Linked DNA regions of Homo sapiens: regions 1 and 2 are each linked to region 3. A link is a loop called in an ENCODE intact Hi-C map of the cell type or tissue named here. Cell type or tissue: PC-9. All regions are shown on one strand.

What was found. Hi-C counts contacts between places; a loop is a spot of excess contacts. Peaks named below come from ENCODE experiments on the same cell type or tissue, not always from the same donor. Only the 100,000 strongest peaks of a DNase experiment are listed, where the experiment ranks them.
Region 1: it touches region 3 in a loop (2.5-fold over the local background); 11 of 110 quality-filtered maps call a loop at or near these places.
Region 2: it touches region 3 in a loop (12-fold over the local background); 26 of 110 quality-filtered maps call a loop at or near these places.

Annotation. Positions count from the first base shown.
Region 1 is chrX:132,288,628-132,296,627 of GRCh38, reverse strand. All of the region lies in intron 2 of RAP2C-AS1 (RAP2C antisense RNA 1), which reads right to left. Among named protein-coding and RNA genes, the nearest start is that of RAP2C, 73 kb to the right of the region's middle. RefSeq lists an enhancer at 5,716-6,915. In PC-9, CTCF peaks have their summits at 3,490 and 3,691 (motif pointing left); a DNase peak (open chromatin) is centred at 3,657.
Region 2 is chrX:132,628,385-132,636,384 of GRCh38, reverse strand. HS6ST2 (heparan sulfate 6-O-sulfotransferase 2) reads left to right here. Exons shown (of 5, transcript NM_001394073.1): 5 at 7,292-8,000. Among named protein-coding and RNA genes, the nearest start is that of HS6ST2-AS1, 35 kb to the left of the region's middle. In PC-9, CTCF peaks have their summits at 92 (motif pointing left), 4,394 and 4,593 (motif pointing right); no DNase peak of the experiment used is centred here.
Region 3 is chrX:132,222,694-132,230,693 of GRCh38, reverse strand. The region is part of intron 1 of RAP2C-AS1 (RAP2C antisense RNA 1); the gene reads right to left. Among named protein-coding and RNA genes, the nearest start is that of RAP2C, 7.2 kb to the right of the region's middle. RefSeq lists an enhancer at 6,412-6,941. In PC-9, CTCF peaks have their summits at 4,134 and 4,346 (motif pointing left); a DNase peak (open chromatin) is centred at 2,753; H3K27ac peaks cover 1,296 bases.

The DNA of each region.
Region 1 (8,000 bases), 66 kb before region 3:
ACCAAGCCATAAAATTGGGCATGCACCAAAATACTTCATCATTAAATGAAAGTGATATTATTCTTGATTGGTCTGAACAGGACCTGAGAGCACAAATAAGTTACACGAAGAAGTGGCCTAAATGCCCATGAGCCTCATTCCTGCTACACTATCTTCTGTCTGTAAGCTTGCAGCTATGGCCTCATGGGGGAGTTTCCTATGATCAGGTCATGGAGGAAGAGAGGACCCAGACCTGCTTTATAGATGATTCTGCATGATATACAGGCACTATCCAAAAGTGGACAGCTGCAGGACTACAGCCCCTCTCTGAAACATCCCTAAAGGACATTGATGAAGGGAAATATTCCCAGTAGGCAGAACTTGAAAAAGTGCACTTGTCATTCACTTTGTTTGGAAGAAAAAATGGCTAGACATTATTATACACTAATTCATGGTCTGTGGCCAATAGTTTAGCTGGATGGTCAGAGACTTGAAGGGAACGTAATTGGAACATTGATGAGAAAGAAATTTGGGGAAGAGGTATGGGATAGATCTCTATGAATGGGTAAAAAAATGAAGATATTTGTGAATGCTCATCAAAAGGTGACTTCAGCAGAGGATTTTAATAATCAAGTGGATAGAATCACCCATTTATGGATACTAGTCTCTTTCCCAGCCACCTCTGTCATTGCTCAATGGGCTCATAAACAAAGTGACCATGGTGGCAGGAATGGAGGTTATGCATGGAATCAGCAACATGAACTTCTATTCAACAAGGCCAACTTGGCTATGGCCATGGCGGGGTGTCCAATCTGCCAGCAGCAGAGACCAACACTGAATCCCTGATACAGTGGCAGGCTGATTACATTGGGCCACTTCCATCGTGGAAGTTTTGTCCATACTGGAATAGACACTTACTATGGATAAGGATTTGCCTTCCCTGAACACAATTATTCTTTCAAAACTACCCTCTGTAGACTTACAGAATGCCCTATTTACCATCATAGTATTCCACCCAGCATTGCTTCTGATAAAGGAACTCACTTCACTGCAAACTGGCTTTTTAAAAACTCTGTTACAGCACCAGCCAGCTGGCAATACCTTGTAGGGCAAGGGGAAAGTTCTCCAGAAGGCTGTATATGCTCTGAATCAGCATCTTCAGATGGGGCTGTTTCTCCCATAGCCAGGATTCATGGGTCCAGCAATTAAGGGGTGGCAAAGGGAGTGGTACCACTCACCATCACCCCTAGTGATCTACTAGCAAAATTTCTACTGCCTCTTTTCATGAATTTATGGTCTGCTGGCCAAGAAGTCTTAGTTCCAAAGGGAGGAATGCTTCCGCCAGAAGACACAACAATGATTCCATTGAATTGAAAGTTAAGGCTGCTGCCTGGCCACTTTGGGCTCCTCATGCCTCTGAATCAACAGGAGGCAAGGAAGGGAGTTATTGTGCTGGCTGAGTTGATTGATTCTGAATACCAAGGAGAAATTGAACTATAACTCCACAATGTAGGTAAGGAAGAATATGTCTGGAATACAGAGGATCCCTTAAGATGCATCTTAGTATTTCCACGCCCTGTGATTAAGGTAAATGGAAAAGACAACAAACCAATCCAGGCAAGACTACTAATGGCCCAGACCCTTCAGGAATGAGGGTTTGGGTCATGCCTCCAGGTAAAGAACCACAACCAGCTGAGGTGTTTGCTGAAGACAAAGAAGATGCAGAATGGGTAGTAGAAGAAGGTAGTTATAAATTCCAACTACAACCATGTGACCAGTTACAGAAATGAAGACTGTAATTGTCAGAGTATTTCCTTATTTCCCAATGATCCCTACCCCCAGTGGTCCATTAGGTGGCTCCATAATATTCAGGCCTAGATAATCTCTAAGGTCCTTGTGAAGGAAAAGAACACCGTGTATTGAGTACCTACTGTGTCAGGTTGTATACTAAGCAGAGGCTAAGAGGAAAGATATAGCATTCTGTGGGGACGAGAAGACAGCAAATGGCGGGAAGAAAGCCAGATGGAAGGTGCTGAGGCAGAGGTATCCACTGTATCCTGGTAGAAAGACCTCAAGCCATTTGGGAGTATAAAGGGAGAGTTGAGAAGGGGAGAGGGTGGCATTGCTTGGCTTTGAAATGTGGCTGGCCAAGATGCTTGGGCACTGATGTGCTCTTGACAATTTGAAAGGGCTCTTGGATTGTTCCTACGTTCAGACTGCTTTTAAAGAGCTGTTTTGTATGGAGGCCTCTTTCATTTGCATGAAGTCATGCTCACCTTCTATAGGTGTTTCTCAGCTGTCAAGAGCTCTCCAAACCTTCTGGAAAGCCCTTGTGACAAAGGAAGTTGTGGGATGCAGAGGCCAGGTGCTCAGACTCCCATGAGTGGGTGGAGAATGGAAATAAAATGAATGAAATGGGTTTAGGATTGGAGAATGTCCAGGTCACTCTTGATTGAATCACTAGGGAAAAGCTGTAGTGGAAATAAGCCCCAGACTGATTTTTCAGCTCTACTTCATCTCCCTTCTGCTGGGCCGGCAACATGAGACTAATGGGGAAAAGCACGGCAGAGCAAAGAGGCTACTTCTTGGGGAATCAAACATAGCAGAAAGTTACCACCGTAAATAGAAAATAGATTGAAAGCATTTGAAAGTTTCTGTTCAGCATTACCAGGAATTAGCCTGGCATTTAAGAGCCTGTACAGTACAGTCCCAGCCTATCACTGAGTCTTATCTTTTACTTCTTATTGACCCCTACCCTCTACTTGTCAGGCCTACTTATTAGGCCTTGATCCCTGAATAATAATAATCTTTGAATTTCTCATCTCCCAGCTTCACCTTCACCCCCACCCATTGCCTTGTTTTCTCTTAGAGCTGTTGTTCCTCTGAATCCCTGTACCACTTGCCTACATTAGCATTTTTTCTTAGATTACCTTATCACACAATGCATTTATTCTTTTTCATTGTGTAAAAGTCTATATTCCCACCTAGATTCTAAGTGCCTTGAGAACAGGCACCATGTCCTATACCTCCTGTCTCCCTCCCCTTCCTCTATTGTGCTAGATCCACAATTAATGGATCAAAAATAATCTTCTGGTTGTTTTGTTGATTATTACAAGTATGTCATGAGATTGTCCCATAGGATTCTGCCTTGAATTTTTATATGGCCTTGAACAAGTTTCTGCTCCTGTCTTTGCCTCAGTTTCTCTATCTGTAAATGATTGGATTGGACTCGACGACATCTAAGAGTTCTTCAAGCTTTGATAGCAGATGATTCTACAAGTCCATCCTCAAAAAGAGGAAAGAGAATTGATCCAACTTACTAACAAAGCTGGGGAAGGAGGAAATATATTTGCATAAAAAATGAAACCAAACAACAAACAACAGCTGAAGGGGGAACAAAAGGGAATCTAAGGAATCTAAGGGCTAGGAACTTGTGTGAGAATTGAGGTAGAGGAAAACGCTAACCCTCTTAAAGAACAGGCTTTTCCAGCCCTGGGTGCTTTACAAACATGAATTTTCTTCTATCATGGAGAAAGAGATCCAGCTAAGTCTAGCACTTGTGTTAGCAACTGGTTGCAACGGCCTAAAAGCAGAATAATCAAATGAAACTCCCTACCACTCAGCAGTCAGGCACTCATGAATGCCTAGACCGAGTTAACAAAGTTCCCAGACACTGCCATCTAGTGGCAGTTCAGAAATATATTTGTGGCAATTCATCCTTGCATTCTCTGATGGAGCTGTCAGCATTTTGGAGAAACATGAACCAACCCAAGGATGAAATATTGGGCTAGTGAAGAATGAAAAAGTCCCCCGAGGGAAAGCTCGATAAGGAAACTAGGAGAGACAAAGACAGAGAAGGACAAAGACAAGGCCAAAGCAAGTGAGACAGAGCAAGACACAGTTATTCATGAAGCTAGGTGAAACTTTCACTGAAAATGGGGTAGGGAGGGGGAATTAACACAATCACTCAACCTGGCCCAGCATCTCAATCATAGCTTTAGAGAGATGGTGGTGGGAGCAGCTTCTGATATGCTTTATGTGCTTTTCTCCTCTCTTGTTCTCAATTTCTCCCCAATCCCACACTCTTTTACCTTGTCCGTATGTTCCTTCCCACATGATCACTCCATACCCAACTCCCTAAAAACAAAAACAAAAATAAAACAACAATAACGAAAGACCTTCTTGGGGTTGTAGATAAGTATTAGAGACTATGGATGATCACATGTTTGTTTTTAAAAAAAGTAATACCAAAGACGTCTACAGGTCTCTGGATACATCTCTACCTAAATATAAATGTGAAAGATCTTTTGTCCCATTACGTTTGCAGTGTTTTCTTGCTCCTGAGCTCCAGACCTACATTTCCAATTGCTTATGGGGCATGTTCATTTGGATATCCTCTGACTTTTCATCATTAAAATTTTCCCAAAACTGTCCCCCTCCTCACTTCTCCCCACACCCTGTCTCCATCCTTTGCTCCTCATTTCTTTGTCTGGTCCTTCAATCTCCCTAATGATTGAGACCACAAATCAGTCTCCCGCACCCTCAATATGCTCTAATTCTCCCTGGCATTAAGTCTTTGAGACTTCCTTCAAAGTTATATCTCTAAGATATCTCTTATTTTCTGTTTCTACATACACTGTGCTGGATCTGACCTCATAACCTCTCAACTGGAAAACTGAAATGGTTGTGGTTTCAGCATTTGTTATAGATGCCCAATTCATCCACTTTTCTTCATCTGCATTAGCAACAACCCAGTCACAGCCTCCATCATCTCTCTCACCTGTGCTACGACAATCATCTTTTGATTGGTCTCTCCACCTTCAAACTTATCCAACAAAGGATGTCCTGCATAAATAAGCATACCTTGAAGATATTGTGGATTTGCTTTCAGACCACTGCCATAAAGCAAATATTGCAATAAAGTGAGCAACATAATGTTTTTGGTTGCTGAGTGCATATAAAAGTTACATTTCGAAGTTCTAGCCACAGCAATCAGGCAAGAGAAAGAAATAAAGGGCATCCCAATTGGAAAAGAGGAAATCGAACTATCTTTGTTTTCTGATTATATGATCTTATATCTAGAATACCCTAAAGACTCCTCCAAAACACTTTTAAATCTGATAAATGAACTTGGTAAAGTCCCAGGCTACAACATCAATATAGACAAGTGAGCAGTACTGCTATGCACCAACAATGACCAAACTGAATGACAAATCAAGACTCAATTCCTTTTACAGTAGCTGCAAAAAATAAAATACCCAGGAATATACCTAACCAAGGAGGTGAAACATCTCTGTAAGGAGTATTACAAAACACAGCTGCAAGAAATTGTAGATGACACAAACAAATGGAAATACATCCCATGCTCATGCACTGGAAGAATCAATACGATGAAAATGACCACACTGCTCAAAGCAACCTACAGATTCAATGCAATTCCTATCAAAATACCAACATCATTTTTTCACAGAATTAGAAAAATCCCCTAAATTCATATAGAACCAGAAAAAAGTCCAAATAGCCAAAGCAATCCTAAGCAGAAAAACAAATCTTGAGGCATCACATTACCTGACTTCAAATTATACTACAAGGCTATAGTAACCAAAAGAGCATGGTACTGGTAAAAACGTAGACATGTAACTGATGGAACAGAATAGAGGTCTCAGGAATAAAGCCACATCTTACAACCAACTGATCTTTGACAAAGCATACAAAAGCATAAATTAGGGAAAAGATATCCTGTTCAATAAATGGTGCTGGGAAAATTGGATAGCTACATGTAGAAGAACAAAACCAGATCCCTATATCTTACCATGTACAAAATTTAACTCAAGATGGATCTAAGAACTGATACCATTAAAAATCTAGAAGAAAACCTAGGAAAAACTCTTCTGAACATTGGCCTAGGCAAATAATTTATGACTAAGACCCCAAAAGCAAATGCAACAAAAACAAAACTGAATAAATGGGACCTAATTAAACTAAAAAGCTTCTGCACAGCAAAAGAAATAATTATCAGATAGAAGCGGTTCCAAGATGGCTGAATAGGAACAGATCCAGTTTATAGCTCCCAGCGTGAGCGACGCAGAAGATGGATGATTTCTGCATTTCCAACTGAGGTACCGGGTTCATCTCACTGGGGACTTTCAGACGGTGGGTGCAGGACAGTGGGTGCAGTGCACCAAGCATGAGCCAAAGCAGGGCGAGGCATCGCCTCACCCAGGAAGGGCAAGGGGTCAGGGAATTCCCTTTCCTAGCCAAGGAAAGGGGTGACAGACGGCACCTGGAAAATCGGGTCATTCCCACCCTAATACTGTGCTTTTCTGACGGTCTTAGTAAACGGCACACCAGGAGATTATATCCCACGCATGGCTCAGAGGGTCCTACACCCACAGAGCCTGACTCATTGCTAGCACAGCAGTTTGAGATCAAACTGCAAGGCGGCAGCAAGGCTGGGGGAGGGGTGACCGCCATTGCCGAGGCTTGAGTAGGTAAACAAAGCGGCCAGGAAGCTCAAACTGGGTGGAGCCCACCACAGCTCAAGGAGGTCTGCCTGCCTGCCTCTGTAGCCTCCACCTCTGGGGGCAGGGCATAGCCAAACAAAACGCAGCAGAAACCTCTGCAGACTTAAATGTCCCTGTCTGACAGATTGGAAGACAGCAGTGGTTCTCCCAGCACGCAGCTTGAGATCTGAGAATGGACAGACTGCCTCCTCAAGTGGGTCCCTGATCCCCGAGTAGCCTAACTGGGAGGCACCCCCTAGTAGGGGCGGACTGACACCTCACATAGCCGGGTACTCCTCTGAGACAAAACTTGCAGAGGAACGATCAGGCAGCAACATTTGCTGTTCACCAATATTCTCTGTTCTGCAGCCTCTGCTGCTGATACCCAGGCAAACAGGGTCTGGAGTGGACCTCCAGCAAACTCCAACAAACCTGCACCTGAGGCTCCTGACTGCTAGAAGGAAAACTAACAAACAGGAAGGACATACACACCAAAACCCCATCTGCACATCACCATCATCAAAGACCAAAGGTAGATAAAACCAAAAAGATGGGGAAAAAACAGAGCAGAAAAACTGAAAATTCTAAAAATCAGAGCACCTCTACTCCTCCAAAGAAATGCAGCTCCTCACCAGCAACGGAACAAAGCTGGATGGAGAATGACTTTGACGAGTTGAGAGAAGAAGGCTTCAGACGATGAAACTTCACCGAGCTAAAGGAGGAAGTTCGAACCCATGGCAAAGAAGTTAAAAACCTTGAAAAAAGACTAGACGAATGGCTAACTAGAATAACCAATGCAGAGAAGTCCCTAAAGGAACTGACGGAGCTGAAAACCATGGCACAAGAACTACGTGAAGAATGCACAAACCTCAGTAGCCAATTCGATCAACTGGAAGAAAGGGTATCAGTGATGGAAGATCAAATGAATGAAATGAAGTGAGAAGAGAAGTTTAGAGAAAAAAGAATAAAAAGAAATGAACAAAGCCTCCAAGAAATATGGGACTATGTGAAAAGACCAAATCTACGTCCGAATGGTGTACCTGAAAGTGACGGGGAGAATGCAACCAAGTTGGAAAACACTCTGCAGGATATTATCCAGGAGAACTTCCCCAATCTAGCAAGGCAAGCCAACATTCAAATTCAGGAAATACAGAGAATGCCACAAAGATGCTCCTCGAGAAGAGCAACTCCAAGGCACATAAAGATCAGATTCACCAAAGTAGAAGTGAAGGAAAAAATGTCAAGGGCAGCCAGAGAGAAAGGTCAGGTTACCCACAAAGGGAAGCCCATCAGACTAACAGCTGATCTCTCGGCAGAAACTCTACAAGCCAGAAGAGAGCGGGGGCCGATATTCAACATTCTTAAAGAAAAGAATTTTCAACCAGAATTTCATATCCAGCCAAACTAAGCTTCATAAGTGAAGGAGAAATAAAATACTTTACAGACAAGCAAATGCTGAGAGATTTTGTCACCACCAGGCCTGCCCTAAAAGAGCTCCTGAAGGAAGCACTAAACATG
Region 2 (8,000 bases), 410 kb before region 3:
AGTCAGGGACAACAGCTAAATATAACAATGTCCTTCACAGCTACATCTCCTTAAAATGCTCCATTACAGGTATAAAATGGTATATCTGTTATTTCATAGTGACATCTAGTGGCTTTTCCTTATCAAAGAATAAGATACGCATTTTCCTATTTGCTCATCATAAGCTCTGCTGCTTCTCCTGCAGAAATTCATTCAACAATCTTTTATTAATTGCTTACTTTATGTCAAACATTGTGCTAGGCCCTGAGGATAGATACATGGTTCTTACCCTCCCAGAGCTCATAGTCCAGCGGAAGAGGCAGAAAAATCGCTTGACAATCCCAGCACATTGTGATACATGTTACAATGGGAGAACACCAGGGCGTCTGGAGCAGAGAAGGGGGTGCTTAACTCCATCCAGGGAGGTCAAGGAAGGTTTCGCGGAGGAGACAGTCTTTGAGTTGAGTTTTGAAAGACTTTGCCAGGTAACCTACAAAGGATAAATAGAAGCCATTCAAAAGAGTGGGCACTCCATATACAGAGGCAAAGCACCTGTGGAGTCACTGCCTGGGACTTTGATTTGGAAAATTCAGCATATAGGGTATAGAGCAAGGTTCCTCAACCTTGGCATTATTGGCATCTGAGGCAGGGTATTTCTTTGTTGTAGGGGGACTGTGCATGATAGGATATTTAGCAACATCCCTGGACTTGACTTACTAGATGCCAGTACCAACCCCCTCCCCAAGTCATTACAACCAAAATATCCCCAGATATTGCCAAGTGGCCCAGAGTTGGGGGTTTGGGGAGTGGAGATGGAAGATCACTCACAATTGAGAAAGACTTGTATAGAGGGAGCTCACTTGAGAAGGCTGGACAGAAAGAAAGGTGGTTGCTGGATTCCACAAGGCTGTCTGTAGCATGTGGAGGAGCTTGGCTTCATGTCATAGTTGATAGGGAGCCATTGGGAGGGCTTAATTAGGGAATGACAGGTCAGGTATGTGCCATCTGGGGGTGTGGAAGTGGCATGGGACTGGAGACCTGAAGAGTAGGACGGGATGCTACTGCAATGTTTTAGTAGAGAAGTGATGAAGGCCTGACCCCAGGCAGTGGTGCAAAGGATGGATTTCAGAGCTATTAGAAACTGGAAAGGACTTAAGCGAATGTTTAGCTCTTAGTAGTGAGGGGAGATTAGAGGAGTCAAGGATGGCCCTTTGGTTTCTTGCTTGGACAACTCTTTCATTTGTTGCTATTATTTCGACAATTGCTTATCAGTGACAGGAAAAAGTTGGCCTAAACTTGTAGACACAAAGCAGGTTCACTGTGCATTGTTTATAAACTTCTATGGGTTTGGTGAGACAGAACACACTCATAAGCAACAAGTTACATGAAGTGGGTTTATTACTTACAGATAGGCAGCAAGGGACAAAAGAAGCCTAGGATCCACTGTGAGATGGTTTCCCAAGACTCAAGAAAGCTGCCTGGGTGAATGAGTCTCGATTAAGCATGCCTCACTTGCACCATAGCTGAGAGACCCCAAAAGGCAGCCTTTCCTGAGTTATATACCTCAGGGGCCATGTGACTCATTTAGCAAAGCTTTGAAGGACATCCTGCTTCTGAGAGAAAGGAACAAAGGCTGGGCTGTCCCAGGCAGTTCCTCCCTATCTCAAGATGTTAGATTCTCCAGGAAGGACTGGAACAAGGCTTTTGCTGTTTCAGGCAGTTCCTCCCTATCTCAGGATACTGCACTCCCAGCACATTCTACAGTTATTCTTAAGAATGACAAGCAAGAATGAGGGGAGTATTGTGTTGGTCCAAGGCCACCCAGAGAACTGTCATTCAGTAGAAGGTGGTAAACCTTTAACTGTGTAGTGCCTGTAAAGTCACCATGGGCATACAGAAGCACCAATCAGCCATTCAATTAACCCATGTAACCCAATGGGGAGTCATGGCTCCAATTTAAAAATGTGACACCTTGTCATTTTAATTAGGTGATACATTTGGTCACAAGAAAGTCCTGTCCAATTACTACTAAGTGAAACAGGTGGCGTATGATTTTCCTGGGGCTGAACTGGCCTCATTCAGTTAAAATTCAGTCAGTCCATTCAGCGGCACCCTTCAGTTTCATGTCAACCTGAAGAAAGATTTCCAGCAACTATCAGAGACTTGCTCTCACCTGCATCTTGCTCTGTTTTGATCAATGCCTGAATCCAGGCATTGCCAACAGGAACAGGAAAGTATGGTGAAGATATTGGGGGATATAATCAGAATGTAGATGTCTTTTGACAGGCTTAGATTTCCTCCATCAAGAAGAGATTAAACAGGGCCACAAATACACTGCATCAGTTCCTGACAATATAGATTGCGTTCCAGCGTGGCATATATGTGAAAGTATGAAACAATTGAGCTTACTGTGTATCAGTGGTGTGGTGTGGCCGCCAAAATGGTCCATGTGATCTGAGGCCACATTAAGAGAAATGGTGTCAAGAATGAGGAAGGTGATAGGCTGTCCCTTCTTGTTGCTTGTCAGATCGTGCTTAGCAGGCCATGTTCCAATAAAGTGGAATGCACTTGCAGGCAGACAACAGGATAGCGGGGCCTTGAAGCTATATAGAGAATAGTTGAAAACCATTTTTAGCATAAAGAAGAGAAGCCCTGGGGTAAATGCTGTCTTCGAATATCTGAAGCCACACAAGTGGAATTTTAAAAAGGTCCCTAAATAGACCATGATGGTCTGGAAATTACCACTTTGTGCTGACCACTCCGTACCTTATCTTCAGCCCAGGTTGCTCTCTGAGTGCCAGATCTGTTCATTCAACTCTACTCAGATGTCCCGCAGGCACCTCAGTCCTTCCTCCAGAGCTCTAGGAGGCATCCTTAAGTCCTCCTCCTCTTTCTCCCCCGAATCCCTTTTGTCACTTTTACCCGCTAAATATTTCTCTAGTCTGCTCCTCCTTCTCTTTTGCCTTGTCTTCTGCAGTGGCCTCTTAACTAACTTCACGAATTTCATCTTCATATACATAATGATCTTTCTAAAACACAGACCTCATCATGTCATTCCCCTGCTTAAAGCCCTTCAAAGCCTCTCTGTTGCCTGCAGAATTAACTTTGAATGCTTTAATATGGCATCTGTGGCCTTTCACAACCAGGTCCTGGGCTCCCTCTCCATCTTCAATTCCTGCCACTACTCCTTCACTCCCCGGGAGGTTTTTTGATGCACGTTTCTCTTGCACAATAGGCTGGTTTATGCCTCTGTGCCTCTGCTCATGCTGATCCTTCTGTCTCATACTCCTTTCCTCTCTCCTTGACTCATTTTTTTTTTTTTTTTTTTGAGATGGAGTCTCACACTCTGTCACCCAGGCTGGAGTGCAGTGGTGATACCATGGTGCACTGCAGCTTCTACCTCCTAGGCTCAAGTGATCCTCTCGCCTCAGCCTCCCTAGTAGCTGAGACTACAGGTGTGCACCACCACGCCCACTAATTTTTCTATTTTTTGCAGAGACAGGGTTTCACCATGTTGTTCAGGCTGGTCTTGAACTATTGGGTTCAAGTGATCTGCCCACCTTGGCCTCCCAAAGTGCTGGAATTACAGGTGTGAGCCACCGTGCCCAGTTGCCTCATCTAATTCTTGTTTTTCAAAATAAAGCTGCAGAAACCCTTGTCTTATCTTTAGGCTAGGTTAGAAATCAGTGTGAGGTGTTTTTTTTTAATCATACCCTGCACTTGCTCCAAGCATTCATGGCACACACAATTGAAACACTTTCCCCGGGTTTCCATGTCTTATCCCTGTCTGTATCCCCAGTGCCTGCCATAGTGCCAGGCACACATTAGGTGCCAAGACTAAGCAAGTCTTGACCTGACCTGACCACTGAGGGAAAACTGGCCATGTCTCTGTTTGCCCCCGACCCCAGCTGCATTCCCCAGCGTGCTTCTCTGATATTGCCCTAAAAGCTCTTCCTTGGATATAATGAGCATCCTGGATTCTTTTTCTGACATAACCTCCAAGGTGTTATCTTTACCTGCCTTCCTACTTCCAACACACCATGAAATTCAGGAGACCCCTGGACCCTGGACACCTACCCTTCAGCAGATCTTTCTTTCTTTCTACACATGGAATATTTCTAAGCAGCATCAAGTGCTTTCAGTTGAGGCATTCTGGGTCCCCAAGGCTATTTGCCCTGGAAGAAGGGGGCTGTTGACACTCACTGAATCTCTGCAGGTTTTGTCATATGAGTCTAGGTGGCTGTTATCACCAAGGCAGCAGTGTGTGTATGTGTGTGCCCCTCTAACTTCTCTGCTGCAGTGAAAATCCCTACAGTGTAGACACTGAGGCTGCCTACGTTGGGCTGTCCGTATTTCTTAAGGGCACTAGGTGACCTTCAAGTTGAATGCATACTGGATCCACACACCCACAACATGAGAGACCCTCTCTGAAAGTCTGTCTCTGTGTTGCCTTCTCTCTATCCATGTTGGGGTAGGGGTGGTGCTTATGAAACATTGATTGTGTCATTAACCCTGGTGGTTGGGATGTATTTGCTCTGAAAGGCTAGGAACAATGTTTAGGAAGGAGAGCTGCAGACTTCCACTGTGGTGCACTCTTAATATTTACCAGAAGATGTCACTGTAGGCTTAAACCAATACAAGAAGTTAGGGCAAGAAGACTTCCAGCTAAGCATGAAGGTGACTCCATTTTGGGGGGTTAGAACACCGAGCAGCCCCCATTACAATGCATGCCTGGAAAAGCTGGTTGAAAGGTTAATCCAAATGTGTCACAGACCTTAATAAATTTCTTTTTTTTTTTTTCCAAATAATCAGACTAATTGCCACTAAACTGTTGCCTCAGGGCTAGCATAAAGGCTCAATAAGTATGCACTGAATGGATGAGTACTAAAGCTAGGAGTGGAAGGAGGGAACCCAGGGCTTTAGTAGTCATCTTTGTTGGTAAAGGCTACTGGAGAACAAAAGCTGCTACTCTTTAGCAGTGGCTTCTCATAGAGATGAATTTTAGTGGCACCAACAAGATCAGGTCCTAGGGAAAGTAGTGAGACAAGTGAAAGTGCTCTTGGCCCCTTTTCCATCCTCACTCCCAGATGCTTCTCCTGTGCCCAATGCTTGTTTCTTCCTGAAAAAATATATAAAGTGATTTATTTTAAGAAAAACCTTCCTGTGATTTTTTGCAAGGCACTTAGAAGATTATCCAGAGTTTTTATGTCATGAGGCATGTCCCTAGCTCTCTCCTTCCTCTTCCCCAGGATAGTTCATCAAGTAAGCAGTTAAAGAAGTTACTGAGATTCTGCTTTATGCCAGGGATGAAGGCCAATGTACAAAGCTGGAATGGATGGGATGAGGGCTATATAGAAGAATAGGACAGAGCCCCTGTCCTTGAAAACATAGTTTAAGTGGAAATATAAACAATTAATTGTAATTCAGTATCACACATTTTTGGGGGAGGCAGTGGGGTGGAGGGGTAGGGTCTCACTCTATTGCTCAGGCTGAAATGCAGTGGCACAACCACAGCTCACTGCAACCTCCGTCTCCTGGGTTCAAGTGATTCTCGTGCCTCAGCCTCCTGAGTAGCTAGGATTACGGGAGCGCACAACCACACCTGGCTAATTTTTGTATTTTTAACAGATGGGGTTTCACCGTGTTGTCCAGGCTGGTCTCAAACTCCTTACCTCAAGCAACCCACCCACCTCAGCCTCCCAAACTGCTGGGATTACAGGCATGAGCCACCGTGCCCAGCCCCAGTATCACAAATATTTTAACAAAGGCTAAGTATAGAAGTGCTATGGCAACACAGAGGAAGAAATGATAACTGGCAACACAGAGTGGGGTACATTTTTTCACAAAAGAGATGGTACTTGAACTGGTATTGAAGGATGAGTAGAATTTTCCAGCCAAAGAGGGAAGATCATGGCAGGCAGAGCAAGCACCATGTACAGGATAGAGGCATAGGAGATAGATTTCAGGATGCCTGAGGTGATGGAAGCCCCAGTTGGGAGAAACGTTTCCTCAATGAACATCAGCCAATATTCAGTTAAGCAGGTGGCTGAGCAGGTTCCCTGTGGCTCCTCATGTATGTGTAGAGAACAACCACTCCCTCAGATGGGAATGAATATTTCAGAAAAGTTGCAAGCCATTCTCCGGGTTTCCTTTAAGAAGCTAAATGCTAATATTCAATGTTTATTGTTGCTTTCTTTCCACAATATGCCCTTCTGTGGCCTCGTCCTTCATCTTCTGTACCTGAGTGGTAACCCATTTCTCATGAAAAGCACAATGACACGGTTCTCTCCTTAAGTATGCCTGATTGTATCATGGACTTGATGTTTCTGGGGCGTGTGCCTACCATGTATGGTGTGAGTGTGTTAACATGTGGTTTAAATGTTTGCTAGTCTGCTATTTGAGCAAAGAACTTTGTTTGAAGCCCTAAAGAGAAGACAGCCATACAGCAAAGCCTCCACACTTGCTGACATCCACGTGCCCTTTTAGTAGATAAGGAAAAGGGACATTTTGAAGCTGCTGATAGAGTTAAGTTTCCTATCCTGGGAATATTATCATAGGAGCAAAGGTGGAAACCAAGGTAGTAGCTTGCATACATGCCATTGGCAGCTACCATGTCTATTTCAGTCAGTGACTAACCACAGCGTTTATTGCTGGAGGCCCTGGGCTACTCTGCCTATCTCTACATTCCACTTCCATAATGTATGAGCCATAATATGACAACAGCCAGAATCAAGAGTATCATATCATACACTCTTTTAATGAGTTTTTTAAAAACAAAAAGATATGCAGATTAGACTGGATATTAGAAAAAATGCTATTGCATATTTAATAAGATTCGAATTTGAACCCACTTGTCAACTCCATTTCACTCCAATAAAGTATGTGCTTCCAATGAGTCTCCATTTCATGATCACTAAATGGTTTAGAGTGGGGGGCATGAAATAAAGTGGTTGCCTAGTTAGCCAATGGTGTCATTGGGAAGATTTTGTCTTTGGTTAGAGAGGGAGAAAAAGAGGGGAAGGGGGAACGAACGGGAGTGAAGCATGACAAGGTCAATGTCTGGAATCTAACCTTTTCATACCTGTTTTAGCTGAAGTATCAGCAAATTGGTTGAAAAAATTAGCTATCTCTAGGCTAGTGAGACTCAGAGAGGGGACTGCAGTACAGTTTACAGGACAAATGCCATCAGATCCCTGTCATTTTTGCTTTGCCTTCCTTTTTAGCCAGTGAACACCACATATGCCATGTACCTCCATGACTCCACTTATTTCGCCCATATCTCTGACTGTTGGTTTTTGTGCTTCATCCATAGGAACTTCCACTACATCACCATCCTCCGAGACCCAGTGTCCCGGTACTTGAGTGAGTGGAGGCATGTCCAGAGAGGGGCAACATGGAAAGCATCCCTGCATGTCTGCGATGGAAGGCCTCCAACCTCCGAAGAGCTGCCCAGCTGCTACACTGGCGATGACTGGTCTGGCTGCCCCCTCAAAGAGTTTATGGACTGTCCCTACAATCTAGCCAACAACCGCCAGGTGCGCATGCTCTCCGACCTGACCCTGGTAGGCTGCTACAACCTCTCTGTCATGCCTGAAAAGCAAAGAAACAAGGTCCTTCTGGAAAGTGCCAAGTCAAATCTGAAGCACATGGCGTTCTTCGGCCTCACTGAGTTTCAGCGGAAGACCCAATATCTGTTTGAGAAAACCTTCAACATGAACTTTATTTCGCCATTTACCCAGTATAATACCACTAGGGCCTCTAGTGTAGAGATCAATGAGGAAATTCAAAAGCGTATTGAGGGACTGAATTTTCTGGATATGGAGTTGTACAGCTATGCCAAAGACCTTTTTTTGCAGAGGTATCAGTTTATGAGGCAGAAAGAGCATCAGGAGGCCAGGCGAAAGCGTCAGGAACAACGCAAATTTCTGAAGGGAAGGCTCCTTCAGACCCATTTCCAGAGCCAGGGTCAGGGCCAGAGCCAGAATCCGAATCAGAATCAGAGTCAGAACCCAAATCCGAAT
Region 3 (8,000 bases):
CTGACAAATGGATAAACAAAATGTGGTATATCAATATAATATAATATAATATAATATTATTTGGCCATGAAAAGGAATGAAGTACTGATATATGCTATCACATGGATGAAGCTTAGAAACATTATGCTAAGTGAAACAAGCTAGTCACAAAAAACCACATATTATATGATTCCATTTATATGAAATGTCCAGAAGAGGCAAATCTAGAGAGACAGAAAGTAGATTAGTGGTTGGTTAGGGCTGCAGGAATGGAGATAGAGAGACAATAGCTAGAGTACCTGGCTTCTTTTTGAAGTGATAAAAATGTTCTAAAATTGTGGTGACGCACACACTGGGGCCTCTCAGAGGGGAAGGTGGGGGTAGGGAGAGCATCAGGAAGAATAGCTAATGGATGCGGGGCTTAATACCTAGGTGGTGGGATGATCTGTGCAGCAAACCACCATGGCACATGTTTACCTATGTAACAAACCTGCACATGCTGCACATGTACCCCAGAACTTAAAATAGAATTTGAAGAAAAAAAATGTGGTGATGGTTGCGTAACTCTGTAACATAATACTATCATTGAATTGTACCCCTTAAGTGGATGAATTATGTGGTGTGTAAATTATATTTCAATAAAGCTGATTTTTTTAAGAAAAAAGAATGCTGCCAATCCATAGCGGGGAAAAATGAAGATAGGGGAAAGCCCTCTGGGCAGAGGTAATATATAAGGCATATGCAAATAAAATATGTACAGAACTGTGTAAACAGTTTAATAACATCATCACTATTTAACACCTACCACGTTGCAGGCACTTTTCTAGACCATGGGATATTCAGTGAACAAAATTTACAAAAGTACCCATCCTTGTGGAGTTTACATTGTAATAGGGGAAACATATTAAAATCCCTAAAGAACATAGTACATTAGAAAAGTGTAAGTGCTAATGAGAAAAAAATAAATAAGACTTGAAGGTATTGCATGAGGAGGGGGTGCAATGTTACACAGAGTAGGAGCTCTTGAGTAAAACAGCTGAAGAAAGGAAGGAAACTGAGAATCTGGGGGAAGAACGTTCTAGATGGCACAGCAAGTACAGAGGCTAGTGTAAGAGTATATCTATCATTTATGAAGAGCCAGATTATGTAGTGCTTTTTAGATTATTGTAAGGACTTTGACTTTGCTCTGAGTGAGATGAGAAATTACTGTAGGATTTTGTGGCTATAATGGGATCAGTTTGGCTACTGCGTTGAGAATAGATTGAAGGAGGCTAAGTTCACAAACAGCAAGAGCAATTAGAAGAATACAATAATCATCCAGAAAAGTGAAAATGGTGGTTTGGGCCAGATTCTTAGCAGTGGGTGTGGTAAGAAATAGTCACATTTTGGACATATTATGAAGATAAGAACTTCAGTATCTCCAGATGGGTTGGATTGTATGGCATAAGGGGAAAAGAAGACTCTAGGATGACTGGAAGAGTGTAGTCTGTGCAACTGGAAGCTGGAGTTGCCATTTACTGAGATTTTTAAGACTGCAGAAGGGAGGCTGGGAATGGTGGCTCATGCCTGTAATCCCAACACTTCAGAAGGTGCAAGCAGGAGGACTGCTTGAGCCCAGGAGTACGAGACCAGTCTGGGCAACAAAATGAGACCTCATCTCTACAAAACATACACAAATTAGCCGGGTATGGTGACGCTTGCCTGTAGTCCCAGCTATTCAGGAGGCAGAGGTGGGAGGATTGCTTGAGCCCAGGAGGTTAAGGCTACAGTAAGCCATGATTGCACCATTGTACTCCTTCCTGGGCAACAGAGCAAGATCTTGTCTGAGAGACAGAGAGAGTGAGAGAGAGAGAGAGGAAGGAAGGAAGGAAGGAAGGAGGGAGGGAGGGAGGGAGGGAGGGAGGGAGGGAGGGAGGGAGGGAAGAGAGAGAGAAAGAAAGAAAGAGAGAGAAAGAAAGAAAAAGAAAGAGAAAGAAAGGAAGACTGACTGCAGGAGAGGCATGTGTTCATTTCTGAGGAGAGGTGGTTATCAAGATTCAGCATTGGACATGTTAAATCTGAGATGTCTGAGTAATACAAATGGAACTATAGTATAAGTATGAATCTAGAGTAGCGGTCCCCAACCTTTTTGGCACCAGGGACTGGTTTTGTGGAAGACAATTTTTTCCATAGAGGGTGGGGAGGTGGGGGGCGACAGCAGGGGATGGTTTCAGCATGAAACTGTTCCATGTCAAATCATCAGGCAGTTAGATTCTCATAAGGGGCATACAACCTAGATCCTTCGCATGCGCTGTTCACAATAGGGTTCATGCTCCTATGAGAATCTAATGCCGCTGCTGATCTGATAGGAGGCAGAGCTCAGGCGGTAATGCTTCCTCACCCACAAGTCACCTCCTGCTGTGTGACCCAGTTCCTAACAGGCCACAGACCGGTACCGGCCCATGGCCCAGAGGTCGTGGACCCCTGATCTAGAACTATGGGAGCAGTCTGAACTGGAGATGTAAATTTGGGAGTCTGCAGTATGTAAGATGGTATTTAAAGCCATAAGACTGGGTGCAAATTCACTGAAACCATGATGATTTTATTTGTACTAGAACATAAAGGATGTGAAGGTGGGAGATGTGCTTGGAAGGTAGGCAGGAATAAGAATATAGAAGACCTTATATTTCATGCGTATAAACTTGGGCTTTTTCTGATAGAGAGTTGTTGAAATCAGCAGAAATATGTAGTTAGACTTGTTTCAAACAGACTTGTTTCATAACACTGGTAAAAGTATGCAGAAAACACCAGAGACATACAAACGATTTAGGAGGCTATTACAGCATTCAGGAAAGAGTTGTCACACAAATGTTTCTCCAGTCCCTCTACACACTAGAGCAGACATAGGATATGACGGATGTAAGAAAGACTAAGGAGGTAGACTTGGCAGGACTTAATGGGTTGTTTGGTTATAGGAAATGAGGATAAAGGAAGAGTTAAGAGTGATATTTTATATGGTTTGGATCTGTGTCCCCATCAAATCTCATGTGGAAACGTAATCCCCAGTGTTGGAGGTGGGGCCTGGTGGAATGTGATTGGATCATGGGGGCAGATCTTTCATGGCTTGGTGCTGTCCTTGCTATAGTGAGTCAGTTGTTGCAAGATCTGGTTGTGTAAGAGTGTGTGGCACCTCCTGCTCTTTTCCTCTTGCTCCTGCTTTCCCCGTGTGACCTGCCTGCTCCTGCTTGACCTTCCACCATAAGTAAAAGCTCCCCAAGGCCTCCCTAGAAGCCAGCAGATGCACATGCCATGTATCCTGTACAGCCTGCAGAACCTTGACCCAGTTAAACCTCTTCTTTATAAATTACCCAGCCTTAGGTATTTCTTTCTAGCAACACAAGAATGACCTAAAACAATACCCTAAGTTCTACTTTCAATGACTGCTGGATGGTAACACCATTTACTGTGACAGGAATCACAAGAAGGGGGGAAAGCTCTGGATATTAAAAGGAAAAAAAAACCCTATGATATGCTAAAATTAACATAGTAAGTTTGAGAAACCCTTAGGATCAGCCTGGGTTCTCAAAGCTAGCCTCTAAGTTAATTTTGTTAATCTTGTCATGTGGGAAAAGCATCCACTGAATTTGTCTGCACAAGCACTGTGGTTGGCTTGAACACTACATTTCTATGTAAAATAATTTAATATTTAGACTTTTAAGATCTGGTTTACAGGAGTGTACCTCACCACCCCATCCAACCCTCCAAACTTCTCATTCCCCAGCTTTCTAGCTGACACAAAATTGAGTCCCCAGCCATTCAATGCTAAAGGTCAAACGGTCTTACATTGAATTCCTTGAGCCATGAGGATCTCTGTAAGGTGCCTACTTGAGCAGCAGCAACCCAGCCTCTCTCATGCTGACGTTGTCATGGCAACAAGGAAGTGTGTTGTCTCTTCTTTTTAAAATCCAGACTATGTATTTTATTTTTATTTTTATAAAGTTTGAAATATATGGAAGATTAGGCCGGGCATGGTGGCTCATGACTGTAATCCCAGCACTTCGGGAGGCCAAGGCAGGAGGATTGCTTAAGCCAAGGAGTTTGAGACCAGCCCAGGCAACATAGCAATACCCCATTTCTACAAAAAAAAAAAAAAATACAAAAAATTAGCTGGGCATGGTGGCACATGGCTGTAGTCCCAGCTACTCCGGAGGCTGAGTTGGGAGGATCACCTGAGCCCAGGGAGTTCGAGGCTGCAGTGAGCTATGATCATGCCACCGCACTAAAGCCTGGGTGACAGAGTGAGACCCTGTCTCAAATATATATGTGTAGAAAGAAAAAAGAAAAGAAAAAAACCCAAAGTGGGTGTTTTTAGTTTAATCTTTTGCTGACACCTAGTGCCAGAACTCTGCATATTCAGCTACCTGCTCCAAATAAGAAAAAAATAAATAGAATTAACAGGATTTTAAAATTGCCATGAATTTGACAAAAAAAAACCCGATGATTTATTTTAGCAAACAATATTTATCTTATCTTTACATTATACTTTTCACATCATTTCCCACATTTAAATAACAGCCTTTTAAAGTATTCAGACTCCAGGCCTTCTAAATGTCTAAGAATTCAATGTTGAGGCAATTTCTTTCTATTCTCATTTTTGGTTCCCTGCTGGGGGAATTGCTAAGAGTGCATAGAGGCCCAAGTAGTTCAGAATTCAACTCTTTGTAAGTTTTAAAGTACTTAGAATAAATTCCCCTTGGAAATTGTATGGGATGAGTCTGGAGTCCACGATGTTTTCATAACCGTGCTTTTCAACCATTCTCAATTTCACATTATGGGTTTACACTAAACAGTAAAAATTTGGCCTTGCATGTAATTATTATAAGTGCTCATTTCTAAAGAGGAATGAATTTGTAAATAAAGGGAGGGAAGAGTGACTTTTTATGGCATGAAATAATTTTGAGGAGAAACACGATTTGTATATACATCATTAAAAATAGGGCTTAAACTATGTGGTAAATAAAACTTGTGGGCAGTAAAAGAATTCAGGAGGATTACATCTGTGTTTGAAGGTGTTATAGGTACAGAGGCAAAGGAAGAAATGAAAATGCAAGGTTTGTAAAAATGAATGAACGAGTTTTCTGCTTGAATCTGCATCTACCGGCTGTGTGAACTTAGTTGTGTGAGCCTCAGTTTCCTCATCTCTAAACTAGAGATGATGATGACAATGTGCTTGCCTTATAGGGTTGCTGTAAGGATTGAAGTACAGAATTTCTGACATGTGGCAAGTGCTCAATAAACAATAGTAGTAATAGCAGCATTAAAAATAACTAGGCTTACCCCAATGCCTCCTCTTACAGAGTCTAATATTGTCCTAGTGTCAAAACAAGGGGGCTCCTTGTTGTAAATGTTCCAGAGCACTTTGGAAAGTAACTATGACCACCTCAGGTTCAGTACCAGGTGCCACAGATCCAAGGTCAAGGGGCCCCTGGGAGGTTATAGAGGCATGTTTCCAGAGGGCACTTGAAATCAGTATGAACAGTCAGTCTTACTCGAGGGCAGAGAAACAGGGTAATAAAGTCTAGATTCTTTAACCTTGCCTCACTGCCCATTCGCTGCCCTGTCCTTCAAAGAAACAAAACTGCTTTCTGTGGAACAAGGTGGCTAATATAAGATAGGCTCAGACTAACTTAGGTTTGAATTCAAACTCTACCACTACCCAACTGTTCGACTATGTACAAACTAACTTCTTTGAGCCTTAATTCCTTTGTTTGTAAAATTGGGAATAATAATACCTAACTCTTAAGGTTATTGCTAGGATTAAATGAAATGATGTGCATAAATCACTTTGCACAGTGCCTCGCAAATAATCTGTAATCAAGAAATTATCATCAGGCTGGGTGTGGTGGCTCAAGCCTGTAATCCTAGCACTTTGGGAGGCTGAGGCAAGTAGATTGCCTGAGCGCAGAAGTTCGAGGCCAGCCTGGGCAATATGGTGAAACCCCATCTCTACTAAAAAATACAACAACAACAACAAATTACCAGGGATTCTGGCATGCACCTGTAGCCCCAGCTACTGGGGAAGCTGAGGCAGGAGAATCGCTTGAACCCAGGAGGCGGAGGTTGCAGTGAGCTGAGATCGCACCACTGCACTCCAGCCTGGATGACAGAGCAACTCTGTCTCCAAAACAAAACAAAACAAAAGACAAGATAAACTATTATCATTACATGATTAAATCATCCGACTTGCCACCACATCAAATATGGCCTTGATATTGAGACTAGCTTGGCAATTTCAAATGGATTTTAATAATCTGAGAAGCCTGTCTTACACGTCATTTCTTTCTATGGTTTAAACCTGATCATAAACACCATTTGTTAAACACCTACCGTATGGTGGGTACTTAGGCACTTTTTCTTACTTAATCTTCACATCAAATATGGCCTTGATATTGAGACTAGCTTGGCAATTTCAAATGGATTTTAATAACCTGAGAAGCATGTCTTACATGTCATTTCTTTCTATGGCTTAAACCTGATCATAATCACCATTTGTTAAACACCTACCATATGATGGGTACTTAGGCACTTTTTCTTACTTAATCTTCACAATACCCAAATAAGGTAGATCTATTAATATTTTCCCTTCACACATGATGAAAGAGAAGCTCAGAGAAGGTAAGAAGTAACTTGCCTCAGGCTACATATGCAGCACAGCCAATGGTTGAACCTGGCATGGATGTCGCTAGCCCCTGATTTTGTATACCGCAATTAAGACCTTTGTAAAAACACATTCCATGGCTTCCTACAGCCTCCAGGGGAAAAGTCAAACCCCTTAGCTTACTACTCAAGGCTTTCCCCTATGGTTCTAGCCCCTACCGATTCTTCTGGCCTCCTTGCCTACTGCCCAATCACCTTCTCTAGGAAATCTTCCCTGATACCCTTCCTAAGTCTCCCATAACACCCTGGCCGATATCTGTATCACAGGATGTGCCACGCTATACTGTAATGTTGATTGTATTGTCTATATTCCTCAAAAATGCTAGTAAAGTGCTTGGCACAGAGTAGGAATTCAATAACTGTGTGATAAATGAATGAGTGGATACATTAATGAGTATCAAGCAAGAAAGCCCCAAATAATGTCCTACCGCTTTACAGAACAGTGGTGCTTAAAATGTGGTCCCTGGGCCAGCAGCAACAGTGTCATCTGGGAACTTAGATATGCAAATTATAGATCCTGACCCAGACCTACTGAATAAAAAACTCTGGGGTTGAGACCTGGCCGTCTGTGGTTCACATCACCTCCAGGTGATTCTGATGTACATATATTAGGAGTATGGGAGTATAGTTATTATTAGTACTAATTCTTTAAATTTATTTGGTACTTGATAGATTACAAAATAATTTTCTAACTACTATCTTTCAAATCAAGGATGAAGTGGAGAGGGAAAAATTGTTAAGGAATTCAGATCTATTTTAAACACATCCCTATTTAGTACGCCTCTCAGTTCTGAGAAACTAACTTTGTCAGCAGTCGCACAAATTTGTGACTTTGTAGGAGTGTCTGCCTGGCCAGGTTGGGGTAGTGTCCTCTGTGGTCAGCAGCACCTCTAGTGAAATCTCATTGATTGGATGAAGGATTCCAGGTGAGCAAAATTGAATGTGATTAAATTCTCATTGATGCTGTAGGAAAGCTAAAGCTATAGGAAAAAAGGCTTACTCATGTAGGGGATGAGGGATACATGAGTATTTTTTAGTGCTTTATGCAGACATGATGTTTCAGTAAGTGAAAGAAGCCATTCACAAATTTATATGAACCCATTATTAGTTTACAAAAAAAAAATGTTCTTTAACTCTCTCCAGAAAAAAAATTGTGAAAGACACTAAAATGTTAATAGCAATTTTCTCCAGGTAGTGGGATTATACTTTTATAATTTTTTGCAAATAACATTATTTTCATGAGAAAAAAGATAATAATAAAGGTATAAAATTGGTTTTGTGTACTGGGGGAGCCTGACATGCAGAACTAATGATTAACTAATGAT